2 separate regions of the Mus musculus genome follow, and region 1 is linked to region 2. A link is a loop called in an ENCODE intact Hi-C map of the cell type or tissue named here. Cell type or tissue: heart. All regions are shown on one strand. Links, peaks and the distances in the headings refer to the core of each region. The heading gives the core; the rest is flanking DNA.

Region 1 (9,061 bases), core at 2,646-7,645, 230 kb after region 2:
TATTGGGTTACAACAAAAACACCTGTTCCATGGCCATTTATTCCGCGGATACATTTTGTTACTATGTTGCCTGCTTCTTTGTGAAACCTTTCACGCGGGCACCTTACGGTGTCTTCAAAACTTTAGGTTTTAATAACGGATTAGGACCTTGAGGTAGATGATGATGATATTATTACTACTACTACTATTATTATAATCATCATCTTGAAAGATGAGATGACTGGTATGTATGTAGCCAGTCTGAAAGGTACTGTGGTTCACTGTGTAGGGAGAATGAAAACTTGGCGTACTGGGTTAAAACTTAGGTTCAGGGAAACAAGCCAAGTGTGAGTGGAGCAGCTTGAAATTTTTGCAAACCAAAAAAACCTGTAGCATCTTCCGTATAAAGGGTGTATTGCCAGTGACCATGGTTCTTTTTTTGGGGGGGTGGGGGGTCCGAGACAGGGTTTCTCTGTATAGCCCTGGCTGTTCTGGAACTTACTTTGTAGACTAGGCTGGCCTCGAATTCAGAAATCTGCCTGCCTCTGCCTCCTGAGTGCTGGGATTAAAGGCGTGCGCCACCACACCCGGCCTGAATTACCTTTCTTGATCTTGCTGTTATAATTATTATATTTGTATTGCTGGAATCAAAATAACAATAAGACCTTGCCATTTTTTGACTTAGTATCTGTTGGATCCTGTTACTTTCAAGAGGAAATTCAGACTCCCCAGACCTTTCGCAGAAGGTCCTTTTCACCCATTTACCTGCGTACAGTTGACTTCCTGTGGTGCCTGGCTTCCGCTCATCTGGAGCTTTCTAGGTAGATCCTGAGAAGGCTCAGAAAGCGAATGGATTGTTGATTCCTAGTAATGGCAGCCTTCAGTGATGGCGAGGAAGGCTGCTATGAGCTGATGTCAGGGCCTCACACATTCGGAACATGGGCTGGACGACCATGGCCTCTCCCCTCAGCACAGCCTCCCTTTCCTGCTTATTCTGGTCCCATGTGGAGACACCCAGCCCTTCTCTCTTGCCCTCATACTTGGTATTTAATTCATAATTAAGATGAGTCAGTGCTAGTGTTTTGGGCTTCTATGTTTTATCTCCACTGGAGATCTTGGTATTTCTCAGCATCTACTCTCGCTATTCTGACCTAAGCGGGGCTTCTCTGAAGCCGGATGCTTGCTTCAGTCTCATGGTTTCTCTCCTCCTGTTGCCTCCTCCGTTTGATCTGTTCTGTGCTCAGCAACAAGACAATACTTTCGTTTTTATAGATACAAGCTGCGCTTCCAACTGCCAGAGGCACTGCCTCCACCCCTGAGTGCTGGCATTGCATACCTGATTCTTGAGTGATAACTTTAAAAATAGTCATGCTTAAACATCTTCCGGTAACTTTTTCCTTTTTTGTTATTTATTGTAAGAATATTTACTCATGGGGCTGGAGAGGTGGCTCAGTGGTTCAAAGCCCTGGGTTTGCTCCAGAGGATCCAGGTTCAATTCCTAGCATCCACGTGGCTCACAGCTGTCTGTAACTCCAGTTCCACGAGTGCGCGCGCGCGCACACACACACACACACACACACACACATTTGTCCTCAGGTATATACATATACATATACACATAAATTAATTAAAATATTTATTTAGAGATGAGAACATACTGATCTTAGCCTGATTGACATAGTGATCTTTCCTCAGTAGCTTAGACACCTTAATAACACTACAGGGGGCTGCTGCCATATGTGGCCCTATAGCTTTTTATCTTACTCGGAGTAAAAGACAGTCATTGTAAGACCCGGTGAGGTTCTCCATATCTAAGTATTTTGCTATTTCTCTGATCTTGTCTCGTGGTGCTCTCTTGAGTTCTTCTCTCCTTTCCTCCCCCCCTCCCCTCCCCTCCCCTCCCCTCCCCTCCCCTCCCCACTTCTCTCCTCTTCTCTTTCCACTTCTCTCATCTTTTCTTTGAAACAGAGTCTCACTGTGTAGACTAGACTGCTGTGATCTCAGAGATGCGCTTGCTTCTGTCTCCTGAGTGCTGGGATTGAGGCATGGCCCCCACCCCTGGCCCACTGACTAGTTTGTGTAACTGTCTTCTTGCCACTTTTCCTTCATGTGCCGGTCTGGACTCCTTCCCATGAGTTTGCCCATGTGCCTTTCGCCTGGAAGGGCCCCTGCCTGTCTGCATGGCTCCTGCTTATGTTTCCTTCTGTGGTTTCTAAAATGTCACTTCATCTTGGCTGTATCTTTTCTGTGAGTTTTTTTTAAACATAGAAATAGACAGCCGGGCAGTGGTGACGCATGCCTTTAATCCTAGCACTCGGGAGGCAGAGGCAGGTGGATTTCTGAGTTTAAGGCCACTCTGGTCTACAGAGTGAGTTCCAGGACAGTCAGGACTATACAGATGCTAAGTTTGATCTTGGATTTGATACTGTTGTAGCCACTACCGAAAACGCTCAGCATCTCGAGGTCGTTCTGGAAGTCGATCGAGGAGTCGCTCACCCTCTGACAAAAGAAGCAAACGTGGGGATGACAGACGCTCTCGGAGCAGAGACAGAGACCGGAGGAGAGAGAGGTCTCGGAGTAGGGACAAGAGAAGATCTCGGTCAAGGGACAGGAAGCGCCTGAGGTAAGACGTCCAGTTCTGCAGAACCAGTGATACTGGGCCTTCCCGGATAAATTGGGCTTCTCCAAAGCTGTGTTCTAGTTTGGAAATTAGTGGCCCGTTTGTGGGCCTCCTGCTATTTTTTTTTTTAACCATTGTTTGATTAAGCACAGGACTTGTCTATAAAGAGAGTCTTAAACGGTATCTTTAAGCTTGGAAACTTTAGATTGTGTTTTCTGTAATCCAGAGAGAACCTTGAAGTCCCTGAGAGAGATAAAAGTAAGATAATATGCTCTGCTCGTGCAGATTTTATTTGATTCTGCCCAAGAGGGCTGACCCTTGTGTGAAGAGTGGCCACTAAAGCAGACACTGGGAAGAAACAGGGCAGAGTTTCTGTGGGCTCTCCTTGCTGTTTTAAGCTAATTTAATGACTGTTCTTAGATTTAAACTGAAAACCACTCCACTTTTCTATTTTCTATTTACTTACATATTTATTCACACCAATGTCAATAGTTACAGCTTTTCTCCATGAAAATGTCTTTAAAAACAGAACGCATGACAGTGTTAAACTAGGACTTTGTCTTCTTAGGATGTTGGAAGGTGAGAATGCTGTGGTCTTAGGACCTGGCACTCCAGAGAAGCAGTTACCCATGACAGTTTAGAGTGTAGGCTTGCTCACCTTCCTGTCATGTGTCCCTCAGACAGCTCTCACAGTTCTGTCAAGCGCTTGTTAAGTAAATCAGTTACTCAATAAGTAACATTCACGGTCCCCTCCCCCCAGTCCCCCCCCCTACCCCCCTCCCTGGTTTCTCTGTGTAGCCCTGGCTGTCCTGAAACTTGATTTGTAGACTAGGCTGGCCTGGAACTCACAGAGCTCCATCCTGCCTCTGTGCGCACCCCCCCCCCCCATATGCTTATCTCTGACTTTATGTGAGAATAAAATTGCAAATTTTAGGTCATGGATTTTGAGGCTGGGTGTGGTTACACATGTTTCTAATCCCAATGCTAGGAAGTCAGAGGCAGGTGGATCCCTTGTGTTCAAGTCAGTGAGACTCAAAACAACAACAGAAACAAGACTGGAGATTATATAGTGAATTCTTCATATTGTCTAGTTGAGGAACTTGGGATCCAGGGAGTTGGGGGTCTGCCCTCTGTCACGTGGTAACTAGCAGCTCTAGGGGAGAAGTGTCACCTCTTAGTCTTAAGATTCTGATCTTTGAGCCAGGTCTGTCTGTGTCCTTATGAAGGCCCAGGCCTCCCCTCGGCAACACTTCCCCCTTGCTGAGATTAGGAGTTTGATTAGCTCAGCCAGTGACCAGGGCTGAGCTGCAGCTCTAGCTGGAGACTGCCTGAAATTTAAAGTATCTGTTACAGCCTGCTGTGTTAGCTAAGGTCACTATGGGAACTAGTGTCCTCCCATTTCCCTCGATTCTCGTGGGAACTGGCGTCCCTTGTTTCCTGTTTGGCTGATTTGGTAGCTAAGTGAGGCTCTGTAAGGCCTCAGCAGTGATCATAATTGTAAGGCCTTTTCGGGTTGGGACAGTCACGGTCTGCAGTAATTCTCTTTGGCCACAAAATAAAAGAAAACTCTTCCCGTCAGGCGCTCCAGAAGTAGAGAGCGAGACAGAAGCCGAGAGCGGAGAAGATCTCGGAGCAGAGATAGAAGGCGCTCAAGGAGTCGAAGCCGGGGCAGGCGGTCCCGGTCCTCCAGTCCTGGCAGCAAAACCAAGAAGACTGAGAACAGGTAACGCCGTCCTCAGACTGCGCCTGCTGCTACAGGCTTTGACGCTCGCTGGGAAGTGTTGGCAGAGTGTTTATTAGGCTGTGGGGCTTATGTTTCAGTTGAGAATAGCAGATTCTATTGTTTTTACACTCCACACTGAACCCTTATTTCTTATTTATTAACGGTCAGAACTTCTGTTATCATCTTTTGTGGGGCAGTGACTATTGTCTCAGGCATGCTGGTCACCATTTGAGGTAAGCCCTCTGTATTCAGCTCCATCCTTGGCCTCAGTTTTGTTTTTTTTTTCTTTGAGATTCTTTTTTCTGATAGTTAGATATTGGTTGACAACTTTTTAAAGATTTCTTTTTATTGATTTATGCATGCCTGTGTAGGTGTGTACAGGCGCATAGGTGCCAGTGGAAGCAGGAGGCCTCAGATCCCCAGGAGCTGGAGGTACAAGAATCTTATTCACTTAGACACTGGCAGATTCTATTGGGTTTTGTTTTTGGTTTTTTGGTTTTTTTTTTTTTTTTTTTTTTTTTTGGTTGGTTTTTTTCGAGATAGTTTCTCTGGATAGCCTTGGCTTTGTAGACCGGGCTGGCCTCGAACTCAGAAATCCGCCTACCTCTGCCTCCCGAGTGCTGGGATTAAAGGTGTGGGGCACCACACCCGGCTCTATTGGTTTTATACTCTACACTGTACCTTATTTAATGCATGTTATTAACGGTCAGAACTTTGTAAGCATCTTTTGTGGTGGTGTGCGCCACCTGCTGGGGGTGCTGGGAACTGAACTCCTTTGCCAGAGCAGTAGTGATTTAACCATTGAGTAAGCTGTGCAGCCCAACAATAGCTTTTTTTTTTTTTTTTGTAGACAGGGTTTCTCTGTATAGCCCTGGCTGTCCTGGAACTCACTTTGTAGACCAGGCTGGCCTCGAACTCAGAAATCCCCCTGCCTCTGCCTCCTGAGTGCTGGGATTAAAGGCATGCGCCACCACGCCCGGCTCAACAGTAGCTTCTTAACATTCGTTGTGCGCCTGTTGAATTGCTGTTTGGGGAAGTGTGGCCTTGGCTTGTGAGAGTTAGTGTGTATGTTTCTTGTGATGCTGGTTAACACGTGGCTGAAAGCCTCTTGTCAGGTCAGCGGGCTTGCTCTCCAGTCTCCTACCACCCGGTAACACTGCTTACTGAAACCACAAGTGTGCTATGTTGACGCTCACCTGTTTCCTGTTTTATCCAGTGTTGGCATCTCTCCAGGGTTGTTTGTTTGACTTTGTAAGTTGTACTTTTATTTTACCAAGGCCAGTGTAATACTGTTGAGGTTTCTTGAAATTAAAAGATAATCCTGGATCCTAGCATTTAGGAGGCAGAGGCAGGTGGATCACCACTCCTGGAACAGTGATTGATGCTTTCACCAGGAGCTGTCTTTAGCCCGTTTTCTCTCTTGACCTTGCTTGTGGGGATGTGGCCATCCATTTTATACTTACTTCAAATTCATACCCCATTCGCCTGACTTACCTTTTATTGTTTGAGGGGCTCTTGCTGTGCGGTGCTGGCTCCCTCACAAGCTCCCTCTGCCTCCTGAGCGAGCTTCACTGTTAGCTCTCTCCCCTGGGGAAGCCACTGTGGAGCTTTTCCTTACTGCCTCCCACCTGTGTGCGCCCCTTAGAGTACTTTGTGTTTTAGCTGCACGTGACTGGAATCCTGTAGTCTTCGCTCAGTGTTGAGGTTTGCCTGGGCTGGTTCAGTTTTGTTGTTGAATAGTGTTCTGCATACTATACATAGCTTACTATGCCATTGAATGGACTTGTATGCAGCTAGACTTTGAGGGCCCTCAGCTTTTTTTTTCTCATTTCTTTTTTCTGTAATGTTGTCATCAAACCCAAAATCTTGTGCTTTATGTTATAGGCAGGTGCTTTCTTCCTGAGATATATCCATGGCTTATGGCTTTTTGAGTGCCATAGCATATCTGTGCGTGAGCATTCCTAGGCATTACGTCTAGAAGGGAGACTGTGGCCATAGACACAGCTCTGCTTTAACTTGGTGATGGCCGCAGGTTCCTTTCTGAAGAGTTTGCCCTTCTACCCTACCACAGCGTGAGAAAATTCTCTTGGTCCATGCCATCCCAGTGTCTAAAATTGCTAGACTTTTGTGTTTCTGCCAGTTGGTTAGATATGCGATTATATTGTAGATTTTTTTATTTTGAGAATTGGAAAAAATTTTATTATGGAGAGAAGTATTCAAGAGATGACTGTTGGCTTCCTGAGGGCTTCCTGTGGCTTTCATGTGCATTTCTCTGATTGCTAGTGAAGGTGGATATTTTTGCATCTTTATTGGCCATTTGATTTCTTTTCTGAAGTACGTGTACGTTCAAAGCTTACAAAATTTTTTATTATTTTAATTTTTTATGTATGCAGTGTTCTGCGTGTGTGTGTGTGTGTGTGTGTTTGCGCGCGCGTACCATGTGTGTGCCTTGTGCTGAGGTCAGAAGAAGGTATCAGATCTCTGCACCAGGAGTCATCCTCCCTGATGTGGGTGCTGGGAACCGAGCCCGAGGGTCTCCGTAACAGCAACGTGTGCTCTTGACGACCCTGATCCTCTTTCTCAGGCTGAATACCATTTTTATTTTTTTCTTCTTCCTTTTGGCCTATTTCTCTTAGAAAACTTCATTTATATGGACTTCGTTGTTGTTGATGTTTTTGTTGTTTTTAACTTGCTACTGGTTGAATATTTCTTGTCTAGAAGGCTTGAACTTCACTTGTGTCTTCAGTTTGGGACTTCTGTGTTCCGTTACATGTCTGTGTGCAGTGAGAGAGGTCTTGGGAATGATCTCCGTGTCTAGCCCCAGAGTTTATTTTTTCTGAACATCTTACGCATATCTCCCTGGAATAGGGTTTCTGTACCGTGTGGTTTTACACTGCTGGGGATTGATGCAGTCCCATGCACAGGCTGAACAGTGCCCTCCCACCAGGCTCCACCCCTCCCTCGGAAGGTAGCTTTATACTGTGCTTTTAGTGTGTGTGTGGGGCTGCAACCTGGTGTGTGCAGTGGGATGTGAAATTTCCTATTTGAGATGTTGTGTACACACAAAGTTTCAGAGTTTGCCTTTCAGATTAGGGGTTTTCAGTTTGTACTTGTGATATATAACGATGGTAGGAGTTAAGAATACGCCTGATTCTGGGTCTGGTGGTGCCCACTTTCAATCCCAGCACTGAGGGGGTCTGTGTGGTCCAGGCCAATCTTGTCTACAGAACTAGCTGAATACAGCAAGGGCTACACAGAGAAACCTTGTCTCAAAAGAAAAAAAAAAGCCAACAAAAACAAATAAGCACCCGACAAAGGTGGCATAGGGGAAATACAACACACACACACACTCCCCCTCTATATGTAGATATGTATATGTATATACACACACAGCTACAGTGTACTCATATAAATAAAATATAAAATAAAACAAAAAGCAGGTAAGTAGCATAAAGAGCAAATTGAGTTTACTTCAAGAAAGGAAAATTATTTTAACATTAGAAAATTGGAGAATTAGTGCAGTACTATATATTAATAAGAGGTAAGGAGAAAAGTCATATTTTAGTCTAGAAAAAAGGTTTAATCAATGTTTTTGTTTTTGGGAGACAGAGTTTCTCTGTATAGCTGTCTTGGAATTTGCTCTGTGGACCACGTTGGTCTTGAACTCACAAAGATCCACCTGCCTCCACCTCCCAGCACCACCACCTACCAGTTTCCTCTTTTAGAATGTGGTGTGTGTGCCAGGCAGTGGTGGCACATTCCTTTAATCCTTGCACTTGAGAGGCAGAGGCAGGTGGATTTCTGGGTTCAAGGCCAGCCTGGTCTACAGAGTGAGTTCCAGGACAGCCAGGGCTATACAGAAAAATCCTGTCTTGAAAAACCAAAAAAAAAGTATGTGTGTGTGTTTGTCTGTCTGTCTGTCTGACTGTCTGTGTGTACATGTAAAGACCAGCTCTCCAGTGTCTTACCAAATGGCCTTTTGACAGTGTCTCCCTGAGTGTGGCGAGGGTGTGTTTTTCCTCCCAGTTTCTGCTCCCAGAATAAGACTCTGAGATTTTATTATTTGAACGAATGATGAGGCTGTAATCTTTGGCTTGTTCCCTGCATAGCTCATAACTTGTTTATTTTATTCTATGAGTGCCACACACCTATATACTACTCGTGACTACACATTAGAAGTACAAAAGACATTATCTGAAAAGAAGGTAGGAGGACTCCTGTGCTCGCCCATAGGGACACAGGGCAAGGCTGCAGTCTCGAACAGTGTCAGGTGCCTGTGTAGAGAAGCACAGATAGATCAGTGAGGGAACATGACGAGTCTGTGGACAGATGCATTCACACAGCCTTTGGTGAATGTCAGCTTACATTGCTGTGACCTTAAGATAGCAATCTGGCCAGCCTGGTCTACAGGGCAAGTTCCAGGACAGCCCAGGCTACACAGAGAATCCTTGTCTTGAGAAAACTAAAGATAAATCATGCTAGGGCTGTTTGCTGTTCTATAGTAAAATAGGACTGCCTTCATTGTGCTCACAGAAAGCTGTCCTGGGCAGAACAAAGAACAAATTCAATGGCGGCGGGGGGTATATATTACCTGATGATCTTAGGGGAATTTTATTTTGAAGAATATCTTTTTCATCTCTGAGTAGCCTTTTCAAACCTGAAGCGTTATCTAGAAATCACTCAGAAACACCAATTGTGAAGGGGAGAGATTAGTTACTTATTTTTTTTAATGTATATAA
Region 2 (9,061 bases), core at 1,665-6,664:
CAGGGTGTGTAGGTGGAAGCCAACCCTGTGAGCTACAGGTGAAATCTCTCCCTCCAGGAAGATCACGAATCATCTTCTTTACCTGGGGCTAGGGAGTCTCAGTGGGTCAGAGTGCTTGCTATATGATGTGAAGTCCCCTGTTTGAATTTCCAGTACTCACATAAGAGCCTGGGCACAGCTGCACACACACCAGTGCCAGGAGCATCGGTGGAATTGCTGGAGTGCCATGGCTACCACCTAGCTCCAGGTTATGCAAGAGATGCTGCCTCATGGTAAAAAATTAGAGAGTACTAGAGCTGAACGTGTGAATTCTTCGGGTTTCCACCTTTGCATACACCACACACACACACACACACACACACACACACACACACACACACGCTCACACACGTAGACACACAAAAATACTCTTAAAATCAACTGGGTGCTATCAGCTAGCCAAGTCAACACATAAAACCAGCAATCCCACTTGTGGTAAGGCATACCTGCACACACACACAACGTGTGGACTGCACAAGGTGTGAGTTCCCATGACACAGTCACATGCACATGTCCACGCTCAGGAGCACATGGACACACCCTGTACAGTGTGCGAATCTTGCCACATGTGGATATGCTCACACACAAGTAAATACACTGTGTGTGTACACATGGACCTGTGAGGCTCAGCCTAGGAAGTCAAGAGGACACTGGAAAAGACGTCTGAGGCTGGAACACAAGTCACAGGCCTCGTAGGAAATATTATGGTAGGACAGAGGCTGCAGCTGCAGCCCAGGCGTTTGAGAGGTTCCTCTTTCACCAGTGTTGGAGGTGAGCTCCGCCATTCCGATCATCATGGGCTCCAACATCGGAACCTCTGTCACCAACACCATTGTGGCCCTGATGCAGGCAGGGGACAGGACTGACTTCAGGCGGTGAGCTGGGGAAGGAGGTTCGGGCCTCACACTTGTTGGGGGAGAGGGCAGAACTGAGTGCTGGGGCCCCTCAGCTTGGGCACACCTTGGGTCTAGGTGTCCCACAATGTGACGTCCCTGCTCAGGGCTTTTGCAGGGGCGACCGTGCATGACTGTTTTAACTGGCTGTCTGTTCTGGTCCTACTGCCCCTGGAGGCTGCCACGGGCTACCTACACCATGTCACCGGGCTTGTGGTTGCTTCCTTCAACATCCGAGGTGGCCGTGATGCCCCCGACCTTCTCAAAGTCATCACAGAGCCCTTCACAAGACTCATCATCCAGGTGAGGGTGGGACTTGCCACAGGATGGACAGATGTGGGATATCGAGTGGCCCTACCTTCACCCCCCCCCTCTCTCTCTCTCACACACACACACACACACACACACACACACACACGTCATCGTCATCATCATCTTGCTCACAGCTGGACAAGTCTGTGATCACCAGCATTGCCGTGGGGGATGAGTCCCTGAGGAATCACAGTCTCATTCGGATTTGGTGTCACCCAGACACAACAGAGGTGAGTTCCAGAGTCAGGTAAGACGACACCCTCTTTAGACACTGGCCTGTTTGTCTCAGAGACTTTGGAAATCACTTGGCTAGGAAAGAGCAGATGTGCAATTGTTCTGCATCAGTACAGCCAGGACAGACATTGGTAATCCCTCCTAGCTGCACACGCTGCTGTAGGCAAGCATCATCTGTGTATTTAGTGTTGCGTGTAATTGATCTGGCCCAGTGGCTTTCAAAAAGCTGTTGTTCCCCAGACTAACAGCATCCATACCACCTGGGAACCTATTAGAGATGTAAACTAGATACAGAGTAGAAGAAAACCCACCGCGTAGTATGTACACATCCTTCCTAGACCAATTGAATCTGGAAAAAAATGTTGGGAATGAGCCCGGTTGCCATGTCTCCGACTTGCCCTCTAACTGCTCTGTGATTGAGTCTGGAAACCATGGATCAAGCTCAACCCTTTGGTTTCACAGACAGAGACGCAGGCCCAGGACTACCCTGCTGCAGGGACACTTGGGGCTAGTCACTGGGCTCTGCCATGCTTGGAGCTTGAGGTGTAAGTAAGGTGGAGAGGACCAGGAAGAGAGTCCAGAAGGATATCGAGAAGTTTGGACCCTAGGATTCCAGCTAAGGAGCAAGACTAGGTGTGATGCTCACTAACTCTCAGGGGTGGCTCCCCTGAGAGACATAGCAGTCCCTGGTGCTGGCAGGGGCACTTTCATTGGGAGCCACAAGTTCATTGTTTCTGCTCAGAATGAGGAACTGCTGGGATTGGTTGGGCACTCATGGATCAGCCGTTATGCCTGTGGTAGTAGGCATAATAGCAAGGCGATTAGGCACAAGGAAGTAGGCAATTAGCACACTTTCTTACTCAGCCATAAAAGGGAAAAACTGCTTCACCAAACCACAGCCTTCCCAATTTGCTTCTCCTTAATTATTGCATACAAGAAATAGCTCCATTTAGAAAAGCTACAGGGAAACCCAGAGCGCACGGCAGAGGCACAGGCCCATCCTCCACCTTCTGTCCTCTTGCTGTGGATGTTCCCGGTCCTTTCTACCAGCACTCAGGAAACATGTTCCGTCAGCCGGCCCTGCGGTGTTCCTTGGCATCCCAAGTGGCTCACGGCATCAATGCCACCCTTCTGAGAGTTCTGCTCTTCCGAGAGTTCAAGGCAGCTTGACAACAAAAAGCCTACGTGGACAGCTTTAAGGCTGCCTCTGTGATCTTCCTAACACGTCAGCCACCTTCTCATGAGCTCTCTGGCACTCTCAGGCAAGCTCTGTGAGTCACTGCAGCCTCAGAAAGCACAGTCTGGAGAGAGGAGGAGAAATCACGTACTGATCTAAAAAAGCCTTGGAGATATTTCCGTCCTGATGTCTGTCTTGGGCAAGTCTCTACCTGTGCCCTGAACCTCTTCACCCACTGTAGTCATGAAATGAGACCAGCCAAGTGTGCCAGCCATTTTACACAAACGGAAACTCAGCTGGGCCAGCCTTCAGGCTGTTTGCTGTTCCAGCTGTCACTTGCCAGAGCACTGGTTCAGGTCCCTGAACTAGCAGGAAACCTTTTTCTCTAACAGCAGGTTGCATTTCTTGGCTTGGAGTATAAGGCTGGATCTGAGGACCCTGCTCTCTGCCTCCTCTGGACCTGTCCCCTGCAGGGATGTGACTTACACAGCAGCATCACATGGTCCTGGGATGTGCCTTTTTTTTTTTTTTTTTTTTTTTTTTTTTTTTTTTTTTTTTTTTACTACCCTCATTTTTCTTTTCAACTCTTCATGGCCTCCAGCCTTCACCACACTGGACCCAACGTTAGCCAAACTGGTCTCAATAGAAAGGGGGAATCAAGTCTTTTGAGCGTCTGAGACTTGTGGGATGATGGGTGACCTGGCATTGTCCTTGGAATCCCTTCTGAGAGTCTCAGTGTGAACTGACAACTGTACCTGCCTGACTTAAGCGGCATCTTTGAAGGACTGGTAACTAGGGGCAGCTGCTATTAATCTCCACTCTGCAGATGGGAAGCAGCCTCTCTCAGAGGGGTACAAGTGACTTCCTGTATTATTGCTTCCTGTAATGGAGGGCAAGTCTCGATCCTAATGGAAAATTCACTCCTCGTGCAGCTGATTCTCCCAGATGCCACTCTAAGGTACCCGAATCTGTGTCCATTTCTCTTCCTGCCTGCAGCACACCCCAGACCACGCCACCCTCTCAAGGCTGGTGGAGTGGAGACGCTCTGAGAAGTTCTCTTTGCAGCCACCAGATGGCGCTATTGGCCTAAAGTGCTCCGCGGCTTCCAGAAGAACAAAGGGCCCCTCAGCTACTATACCCTCAAAGGGGAAGCTATTGTGCAAGCCCACATCCTCTGTGGTTCTCTCCTGAGGAAGGACTCTTGAAGTATGGAAGTCCTTTGTGAACTTAATCACCTCCTTCAGTTCCCAGAAGTGTCTCAATCTAGGATGTCCCTGTAGGCTCTTAAATACCAAGATGCTCTCTCTTCCAAGATGCTTCCAAGTAGCCCCGCGGGGAAAAGAAGACAGCTTCAGGGACTCTGTCATGGAGACAACGGAAGCCAGAGAGGTTACGTGTACCGCCGGCTCCATTTCACACAGCTGAGAATAGCTCAGCCGCAGTGTGAGCGCAGGACTGTGGCACACTCTTTTGTTCTGCTTTCCACTTCCACCCGGCTCCCTTTCTTCGCCACTTCTCTACCACAGACAGGGGGGACACATCTTGGGAACGGGACCAGATCTGGCCTTCCCAGCTCTATGAGCTAGGCCAGAGTTCCTACCTTCTCTGCCCTGTATGCTCTCCTTAAAGGATTCTCTCTCCCTTCCATTCTGCCCTAGCCTGGCATTACAGTGGATCCTCCCTTGTCACTCCCTTGTCTCTCCGTTCCCATCTTCCACTTTAGGGTCTCTGACTCCCTTTCTGGGTTCAGTTAAGGTCACACAATCCCAGGAAGAAAAGTCAAGTTTCCAGAACCCCATAGGAGGGAGGAGAACACAATCATCGTTGAGTGAGGTCTGGAGCACCAAAACTACAAATAAACAACAACACTCCAGATACCTCAGTCCTCAGCCTAGCCTTGCCCCGACTCAGTCAACCCCACAGTGGGACATTCACCTGCCTCCAGCCTCTATAAGACCCACAAAAATCCCCTCCCCAGAAGACCCCAGGAAGCAGCTCAGAGAAAGCCAGTAAGGTGTGCACGTATCTCAAGAAGTCATCTGCTTCCTAGGGCTTTGGGCTGGAGACCTTCAGGAAGGTCTTCCAAGTCCCTTCCCAAAAGGGTCAGGATCTTTTCTTCTGTAACCTTTATATCTTTACTATTCCAATTTATTTTTCCCAAAGATGTATTTGTTTTATGTGCCCTGGTATTTTGCCTGCATGCATGTCTATGTGCCAGATCCCCTAACACTGGAGTTACAGGCACTTGTGAGATGCCACGTGGATGTGGGGATTGAACCTGAGGCTTCTGGAAGAGTGCCCTGTGCTTTTGAGCCCCAATTATCCAGATTTAAACAGGCTCAGAGAGGTGGTGTGGCCTGTCCCAGAAAGTTGATTTTAAAAGGAGATTTGAACTCAGCAAACACTTGGCTCTCCCCATGACTAAACCCCAGCCTGACTCTTCCTGACTAATCCCCCAGTTTCTCCTGAGCAGGTCAGCAGAATCTCTCACCTTATTAACATTGTTGTTTTGTTTTCTTCTTGAGATAAGATCTCACACTAATCCAGGCTGGCTTTAAACTCATGACAATCCTCCTGCCTCAGCTCTCCAAGTACCCATCTGGATTTCTGTCCTAGAAGATGATTTTTATCCTAGTTTCTTGCCTAGAGTTCAGGCCTTTGGACTTGGTGGTGCCCCAAGGCTATAGTGAACTGGGAATAACAGCTGAGCACGATGTCTTGCTCAAGGGAGAGCATCGCACAAACCAGCTGCAGGCTGTTGAGCCTGTCGACATTACACTGGAGGCTTTTTGTATTGTTTTGTTTTACTTTTGTGATATTGGGAATGAAACCAGGATCTTGTCCATATAGACAAGGGTTGGCCCAAGCCCCAACCTGATCATACAGTCTTTAAATGACACATGGCTTGGAAAAGAACCTAAAGAAGCCATAAGCCTCCCAGTGTCAGCTCCCTCCTGAGCCCCACCCTTAGCTTCTCCATGGCCATTGCGTTTCCTCCTGACACAGCTCCATGATTCCTGGGCACCAGTGGGCAAAGTACAGAATCCTGGCTTCATTTTCAACAAGTCCATAATCCAGTGAAACGACAGACTGGTACTCTACCACCCGAAAGGACACTTCTGCTGGCCTGAGAACTCTGCTTCCTGGAACTTTAAAGTGTATCTCCATAGGCCTACTGACATAGGCGTGTGACTGCTAAATACTTGGGGGCTGAGGCAGGAGGATGGCAAGTCCAGCGCCTACCTGGATAATTTAGTGAGACCCCCATCTCAAAATAAAAAATGAAATGAGGTCTTGGGGTGTAGCTCAGTAGTTGGGATGTTCGCTGAATATTTGTGAGCGTCTAAGCTCAATCCAGAGTATTGAAGGAAAAGAGGCATCAGAGTAGATACAACATGCATAGGAATTGAGCCTAAAGCTACATAATTGTGTTTTCTCTTATAGAACCAGGAGCTGGGCCACACTGGGGTGTATCTCTGCATGGTAACAGTGGTCTGGAGCTAAATCGCTGCTGTCTCTACAGACCCGCCATCTTCACAGGCAGCTAAATTCTACCATAATTTAGGTCACCTGCCTGACTTTGGTCCCCTGTATCTAGGGACTCTTCTTCACTTCACTCAGTGGGTCCAGAAGAAAGGATCAGGGCTAGACCCTCTGCCCTCACCCATCTTCCTTCCATTTGGGTTCCACAAAGGGCAAGGCACTGAGTTTGGGCAGAATGAAGCTTGGGCTAAGTGAGCCTTAGAGGGATCATGGGGCAGGAACTGAGGAAGAAGGCGTCATGAGGATAAGAACTGGTAAGAACAGGTAGGGATGGAGGCTTTCAGAAAAGGGGCTGCAGAAGCCACTGAGAGAGAGGGGGACCAAGACAAGACAAGACGCTACTAATGTGGTGATTGGAGGTCCCCACTGATCCCAGGGGTAGGCAGATCAGGCCAGTGACAGGGTAGAATATGTACGAGGTCATATTTCTGAGTGGTATTTCAACTTCATCTCTTCTACTGAGAAGGTAGGCGCAGAGAGGCCAAGCAACAGGTCCATGATCACAGAGCCAGAAATGTGTTCTGGTACTCCCATTTCGCCAGAACCTCTTTTAGCTCCGCCCCCCCACCCCATCCCACCCCGGCTGTGCTTTTTCTAGCTTCTCTAAGTCACCTTCCTCTGAATTTAGGCTTCCACTTCTATGTCCAGGGTAGAGGCCATCGGCAGCCTTGCAAACACCACCATGGAGAAATGTAAGTACCTCTAACATGGGAGGCGTCCCACGTGATAGCCCTGCACCGCCGTGCCCTGGCTGGCCGCTGCTCATGTTCTGTCCAGCCCCGGGAAAAGCAGCTAACATCTGGGCTTACGGAGTCCCTGGTGCAGAGGCTGAAGGACCTAGATGTGGGGGTCTTAGGCTCACAGCTCGTTGGTTGGTAAAGGCGGGAAGCCGGATGTAGGGATAAAGACTCCTGATACTGCCCTTTCAGGCAACCATATCTTCGTGGATACGGGGCTGCCCGACCTGGCCGTGGGGCTCATTCTGCTGGCGGGCTCCCTGGTGGTTCTCTGCACTTGTCTTATCCTCCTTGTGAAGATGCTCAACTCCCTGCTCAAGGGCCAAGTGGCCAATGTCATCCAGAAGGTCATCAACACAGGTGAGCTGGAAGAAGACTGCAGGCCTAGGCAGGGCCCAGATGAGTTCTTCTGGGTGTCGTTAAATTCACCACTATCATCTGTAAACCTCAGGTTCCCCTAAGAATCAAGAAGAGGTGGGACCAGGTCATCCTGGAGGCTCCTTAGATGCCGACGGCCAGAAAACTGAGGCTGTCTCTGACTTTTGCATTCTCTAGCAGACGGGCATCCTTAGAAGCCATTGTTTTGCTTTGCTTTGCTTTGCTTTACTTTGGTTTTTCGAGACTCGGTTTCTCTGTGTAGCGCTGGCTGTCCTGGAATTCACTTTGTAGACCCTGCTGGTTTTGAACTCACAGAGTTCTTCCTGCCTCTATCCAGGGGGCTGGAACTACATGTATGCATCACTGTGCCCTGGTTTTGTTTTCACTTGTTCTGGATTTTTCAAGACATGGTTTCATGTAGTCCACAATGCCCTAGACCTTGCTCTGCAGCCGAGACTGGCCAAGAACTTCGGTTGTTCTTGCTTTGACTTCCCAAGTCTTAGGATTACAGCTATACACGACCATGTCTACCTAGAAACCTCTGTTTAATAGGCAAATGGACATTAAGCCCCTACTGTGTGCTACAGGACACAGGAGTGAGGCAAAAGGAAATGGATCCTGGATCCCAGGATCTCAGAATTGTGATTTTTCTCATAAAACCAGGCAACTAGGTCATGCTGGGCTGTGTCCCAAATGGTGGCAGTGGCACAGAGCTGGTTAATATTGTCCCTAAAGGTCCACCATTTCCTCATGCCACCTGGGTGGGCCCATCATTTTGGTCACCAACCGGACTATTTCCTACCTGGCCTTCCTTTACTCTCAGGCTAGGAGGAAGGGAAGAGTGGGGAGGGGTCAGTGATGGTAAAGCATGCATGACTGGCAAGGGGACAGAAGGACAAATGGCAACACAACACAGTGCCAAAGAGGTTGTTCCCAAGGTGATCAGAGGTCTGTCTGAGTAAGCCAAGACCTGCATAAGGAGTCTGGTGTGGATGAGGGGGCTGGATATGAGGACACATGCTTGTAATCCCAGCACTCAAGGCGCGTGGGCAGGAGGATTTTGAGGCTAGCTCAGGCCTTGTCACGACAAACAGAATAAGCTTTTTATTTGTTTGTTTGTTTGCTTGCTTGATTTCTTGCTTGTTTCAAGACAGTTTCTCTGTGTAGCTCTGGCGGACCTGGAGCTCTGTAGACCAGGCTGGCCTCGAACTCACAGAGATCACCTGTCTATGCCTCCCAAGCACTGGGATTAAATGTATGCACCACCACTACCCTTGGCTTTTTTTGGGGGGCGGGGGTGACTATATATTCTTAACTAGTCTAGAACTTGATATGTAGACCAGGCTGGCCTTGAACTCAGAAATTTGCTTGAGCTCAGAAACTCTGCCTCCAGGGTGCTGGGATTAAAGCCATACACCACCGAGCTCTGCCAAAATAAAATTAGAGCAGGGCCAGGATTCTGTGCATGCTGTGCAAGCCTTAGAGCCTGGGTTGGCTTTCCACAACCCACATAAAAAGCAGGGCTTGGGTGCATGCCTGTACGACCAGTGCTATGAGGCAGAGACGGGCATCCCGAATCCGGCTGGCCAGCCAGTTGAGGCACTTAATGAGATCTAGGGTCCATGTGTTACCTTGTCTCAAAAAATAAGACAGTCAGGTGGTGATAGCTCACACCCTTGACCCTAGCACTTGGGAGGCAGAGGCAGGTGAATCTTTATGAGTGTGAAGTGAGCCTGGTCTACTAAGTT

What was found. Peaks named below come from ENCODE experiments on the same cell type or tissue, not always from the same donor. Only the 100,000 strongest peaks of a DNase experiment are listed, where the experiment ranks them.
Region 1: a loop joins it to region 2, with 2.5 times the contacts of the local background. A loop is called at or near these places in 2 of 42 quality-filtered maps.

The regions. Positions count from the first base shown.
Region 1 is chr13:55,635,613-55,644,673 of GRCm38, forward strand. Ddx46 (DEAD box helicase 46) reads left to right here. Exons shown (of 23, transcript NM_001282055.1): 2 at 2,414-2,602; 3 at 4,179-4,322. Among named protein-coding and RNA genes, the nearest start is that of Ddx46, 5.1 kb to the left of the region's middle. In heart, for the core only: CTCF peaks have their summits at 5,074 (motif pointing left) and 5,274; a DNase peak (open chromatin) is centred at 5,079.
Region 2 is chr13:55,401,866-55,410,926 of GRCm38, forward strand. Slc34a1 (solute carrier family 34 (sodium phosphate), member 1) reads left to right here. Exons shown (of 13, transcript NM_011392.2): 6 at 803-914; 7 at 1,040-1,235; 8 at 1,379-1,474; 9 at 6,827-6,890; 10 at 7,128-7,295. Among named protein-coding and RNA genes, the nearest start is that of Slc34a1, 6.7 kb to the left of the region's middle. In heart, for the core only: a CTCF peak has its summit at 3,725 (motif pointing right); a DNase peak (open chromatin) is centred at 3,726; H3K27ac peaks cover 475 bases; H3K27me3 peaks cover 3,832 bases.